Regions from separate parts of the Homo sapiens genome. Here region 1 is linked to region 2. A link is a loop called in an ENCODE intact Hi-C map of the cell type or tissue named here. Cell type or tissue: dorsolateral prefrontal cortex. All regions are shown on one strand.

Region 1 (2,500 bases), 76 kb after region 2:
ATGGGGGAAAATTAATCCATGTTACAGTCAAGTAAAAATACAAGATAATTCCGTTTTTCTAGGCAGAAATGTAAAATCAAGGAACTTGCTTTTGAAATTAAGAACAGAGACTGTTACATTGGGGAATGTATTATGTTTAGTTGAGAAGTACCAACACAAATTCTGAGAGTGAAAGAAGCCTACAAAAAACAAATTCAGGTAACAGTTTGGTGGGATGGGATGGGGTGGGGTGGAGGGTGTCCATTTGGTTTCTAGTGAGCTATGGAGCTGAGCGCCTGGTCAACTTGAAAACAATGGATGGAGCCCGGCCATGGCACCATCTCCTCGTGCTGGGTCTAGAGTGGCCGGCAGGGGCCAGGGGTCTCTTGCTCTGTTTATCTCTGGATGAGATCCCATGGTAATTAATCAGGTCGTTTATAATTAAAGGTTTTGTTTACAAATAAACTGCTAATAGGAGAAAATCCTAAAGGTAGTTTGACCCAGACTCAGGAACATGTGTCACGGGAAGAGAGGCTGTACCGAGACTGAGTGGACAAAGCCACCCATCTCTCATGACGTGGCGGAAGGCCCGGACTTCTCCGAGGCTCTGGCATGGACTTGTAAGCTGGACGCTGTGCTCTCTCGCTAAAGCTTGTGTCCCTTTCCCCAAACCATAGCCTAAAAGAATTCATCAATCTGTTAGTTTAGGGTTATTTCGGCCATAATTTTTTTTAGAGCTTTAGTGCCTGCCAATACTTATCTGCTGATGAGTGCTAGCAAATGCCCACATGAAACAATAAATACGTTAAGTGCTCAAATTGGAATTATGTGTAATTTAACAGGGTTTTGTTGTTGTTGTGGCTCCTTATTGTGATCTTTTGACATTAGATACATAGAAAGTAATTAATTTCTGCAAGTAAAATGATCCTTAGTTTGCTTGATGGATCTAAGCATACTGTTGTGTAATGGTATTCAGTAGAGGAAGCCTGACTTCCGGGCTCCATGCCTCCTGAACAACTTGGAGGATCGCTGCCCAAGGGCACAGCTAAGACCTGAAGTTTAGGGAGACAGGCTTGGGCTCAGCATTTAGAATAATCTAACAACCCAGAGTTTAATGAAACGGGCTGTGGTTTGAAAATTAATCCCCACCAGTGAAGTTACTCAAGTCGAGGCCAGGTGGCCCCCTGCTGGAAGCATCTTGGAAGGGATTCCAGCATTTCCATCCTTGCAGGAGAGATGATGCACAGCCTCTAAGAAGCAGTGTTGACACCTGCGGTTCCATGATTTGTCGGGAGCACAAAGCTTATTGCACCCCTTTTGATAGAGAGTAGATAGTCACTTCACTCACTGAACATATACTGCCCTTCCAGCGTCAGTCGGGCCTGCTGATTTAGTCAGAACAATTTTTAGTTGCTCCTATGAGCCAGGCATGGTGCCAGCCGTCCAGCCGTGAACAGGCTTACTCTCAAGAGGGTGCACCCTGCCTTTAGGGAGCATCAGAGCCACCTGGAAAGCTTGTTAAAGGCCGATTACTGGTTCCCATCCTCAATTTCTGATTCATCAGATCTCAGTGGGGCCTGAGTCTAATAAGATCCAGGTGCAGGTTCATGGACCACACACCCGTGAGTGGCACTGGTTTAGGGCAATGGTTCTCAAGTGGGAGTGATTTCCTACCCTCCCCACGCCCCTACTGACATCCGGCAATATCTGTGACATTTTTGATTGTCACCACTGAGGGGAGCGGTAGGGGGTGGTGCTACTGGCCTCTGATGAGTAGAAGCTGAGGGTACTGCTAAACATTCTGTGATTCACAGGGCAACCCCCCTCCAAAAAAAGTAAGTAGCCCACATGTGATGAGTGCCGAGGTGGACAGACCCTCGACTCGGGAATGACAGAAAATCAAGTGCTTGTGATAAACTCTGTGAGGAATATTGTGATAGACTGTGATCAGGGCAGTTTAGAGCACTACAGCTGGGCCTAACCTAATCTACGGGGGCAGTCAGTGAACAAGGCTCACCTCACAGCGGCAGTCAGGGACTTGGAGCGGTGCACGGGGCTCACCTGCTCACAGGGGCAGTCAGGGACATGGAGAGGTGCACGGGGCTCACCTGCTCACAGGGGCAGTCAGGGACATGGAGAGGTGAACCGGGCTTACCTGCTCACAGAGGGCTCACCTGCTCACAGGGGCAGTCAGGTGTGCATACAGCAGGGGTGTTTGCTCTCTTAACTGTGGAAGGAAACAAGTGAATTGCAGAGAGACCTGCCTGAGAGGGTGGGGTTTGGCTTTTCACAGCATAAGTGACATTTAACAGCTTTATTGATTGGGTAGGATTCTGCCAGGACTGTTCTGCCCCAAGGGAACTCAGTAAGCACACCCAGGTGAGAACCTGCAAGTGGGCAGTGGTGGTGGGCCTGGAGTGAGTGTATGCTGGGAGGGGCTGGAGAGGGTTCGCGGTGGCCACTTCAGCAAGGCCTTTAAAGCCACGGTCAGAAGAGGAACCATTATCCTGAAGGCAAAAGA
Region 2 (2,500 bases):
TGGTATCAGCCTCATACTTGAGTATCCTATTGCCCTCTCCTAGGATTCTCTGCTTGAAGGGCTCATGTGACCACATTGGTATCCTCCAACCCCCCATGACCCAGGACAATCTCGCTATCTTCATGCCAACCGACTATTAATAGTAATGTCAATCGCATCTGTAAAATCCCTTTTGCCATGTAATGAAACATATCCACAGGCTCCAGGAATTAGAATGCGGACATCTTTGGGGGGCAATTCTGTCTACTCCGCCTCCCTCCCAGGATTCCCTTGTTGCCAAGCAGATCTGTCATCTCTGGTGCCCGGGCTGGGGCAAGCCCTCTGCACCCAGGTACACCTTATGCTGGAACTAAACCACGGAATCGGCCTCCAGCCTTCGTTCTTTACTGTGAAGCATCGTCCTGCCAGGGGCCCAGGTCTCCTTCCCACCTGAGCACCCATATCTCAGAAGCTGGTTTTTGGCCAGAAGGGAGGCAGTTGGCTTCCTCTCCAGGAGCCTGCCACAGGCTGGTGTTACACTGTAATTGCACAGCGCTCTAGGAACTGACTGCCATCCATCAATAGCCTCCTTCCAAGAGTACTGGCCTCTGCCATGCCCTGCTCCCAGAATCCAGTACCAACAATGGCCAGAATCATCCCCCCTCCTCCATTCTCCCCCGACTGCTGCCACCAAAGAGACTCTCTTTGCCAAAGCCAGCGGCAGGAGAGCAGGAACCATAGGAGGCTATGAAGCTGCAGGCTGCCTCTCTAAGCCACAAATCAAGACCAGTTAGTTTTTCTGTTAGAAATCCTGTAAATATTTCTGATCAAATCACATTTTTGTAATTTGTAGATGTTGGTTATGTGTTCTCCCAAATATTGCTTGTTTAAAAACATTTCTCCCTGAAAAGAAATATGTTCTAGCTCTCTTTTTTCTAAAGCCAGAAATATAAACAGCACCAAGAATTTATATACGAAAGATTTAATATTTCCCAACCTCCTCATCATTTCTACTCAGCTTTCAACTCCTACTCAATGCATTTTCCTAAGGGAGTCTAAGTTCTTACTAATTCACAAACATAGAATACTGACATAAAGAATCGCTGCAAAATCTGTAGTAAGGAAAAGAGAGAGGAAGGGCAAAGAAATCTGCCCACAGAGGTAAAACAACATGCTCCTTAACGCCATCTAGTGGGCGGCCAGATAATTCATCTATCTCCCCTACTTGGTCCTCCAGCCTCCCCACACCATGAGTGTTTCCGTACATACAGCCCACCCTGAAATTATGCATACACACGTGAGATCATTTGTATTAATTTATTCTATGACCCTTTTTTGTTAACTTCATAAGCATCAAGTTCATACATGAATCATAGTTCACAAACTCAGGAAACAGCACATCTCTTTATTTATATAAATTAATTTGATTTCTGATCCCAGTGCTAATAATACCAGGCTGGTAGAAAATCTAACCTCAATGACTTTCAGAGTTTCCGGATGTCTCCCTGAAGCTCTCGCACGGTTATGGAGGTCTGTGTGCACTGCTGCAGGTCTGTGACATGCCCCCTGGACTCGCATCAGTTTGCTAATTGCTGAGACATCCTCTTCCCCCTGCATGGCCCCAGCTGGGCCCCATTGCTGCCATGAGACTCCATCTCCCTAAATGAGCTGGACGGCCTTTGGATTCTTGGATTCTCCCCTGGGTCCGTCAGCATCTCCATGTGCTTCCAGGAAGCCATGACCAAGACTCCCTCTCCTCTAAGACCCTCAGACTTCCTGCTCTTGATTCACGTACCTCTCCCTCCTGCCCCTCTGCGGTATCAGATCTCCAAGCAGGACACCTCATCATTGAAGTGCCTCTCAGGGACCTACAGCCTTATCTCCTCAGTGGGTTTAGAATCAAGTCAGGCAGCCTCAAGCCTTCCTGGGGGCAAAGAATCTCGGGTCTATCTGCTTGAAGGAGGTGGATAAAGGGAGAAAATTGGGCCGAAAGCCCATAAATATCTCAACAGCCTATTTAGCCAATAGCAATGAAAATACATAGCCTTTCTCATGTATTTATGGACAATTATGCTCATGTCCAGCAGAGAAATCCTGAAGTATACGTGAGCCCTGCCAGAGTCAGTGATGCAAGTCTTTCTTAGAACCCTGAGCTGGCGGGAGGCTAACCTTAGCCACCAGCAGCCTTAGCATCGGCGGCCTCAGAGGACTAATTTCTCCCTTTGGAGGTGGGACAACATGTCTCCCTTCTGAAAAACAGTCCACAAGTTATTTTAGCACTAGTGTATCAGAATTTAAAAGGAGGCTCTTTAGGAATGCACCATGGTGTTTTTCAGCAACTTGCTGCAAGGTTGCCTTCCCAGCCTCCTGGGACAGAAGGAATTACTCTTCCCTTTGTTCCCACACAGTATGAAATTTGTAGGTGTTTTTAGCACTTCTTTTATTCTGCCTTCTCTATGTAGAAATAAATGAACACAACCCACACAAGAAAGGCAAAGGCTACTTATTCAGAGCTTGCTCC

What was found. A loop is a pair of places that touch in the nucleus more often than their neighbours do. Peaks named below come from ENCODE experiments on the same cell type or tissue, not always from the same donor. Only the 100,000 strongest peaks of a DNase experiment are listed, where the experiment ranks them.
Region 1: it touches region 2 in a loop (3-fold over the local background); 1 of 110 quality-filtered maps calls a loop at or near these places.

What each region holds. Positions count from the first base shown.
Region 1 is chr13:100,645,144-100,647,643 of GRCh38, reverse strand. The region is part of intron 6 of TMTC4 (transmembrane O-mannosyltransferase targeting cadherins 4); the gene reads left to right. Among named protein-coding and RNA genes, the nearest start is that of TMTC4, 28 kb to the left of the region's middle. In dorsolateral prefrontal cortex, a CTCF peak has its summit at 1,159 (motif pointing left); DNase peaks (open chromatin) are centred at 553 and 1,163; H3K27ac peaks cover 2,500 bases.
Region 2 is chr13:100,720,773-100,723,272 of GRCh38, reverse strand. The region is part of intron 1 of NALCN-AS1 (NALCN antisense RNA 1); the gene reads right to left. Among named protein-coding and RNA genes, the nearest start is that of NALCN-AS1, 14 kb to the right of the region's middle. In dorsolateral prefrontal cortex, CTCF peaks have their summits at 969 and 1,171 (motif pointing left); a DNase peak (open chromatin) is centred at 1,192; H3K27ac peaks cover 798 bases.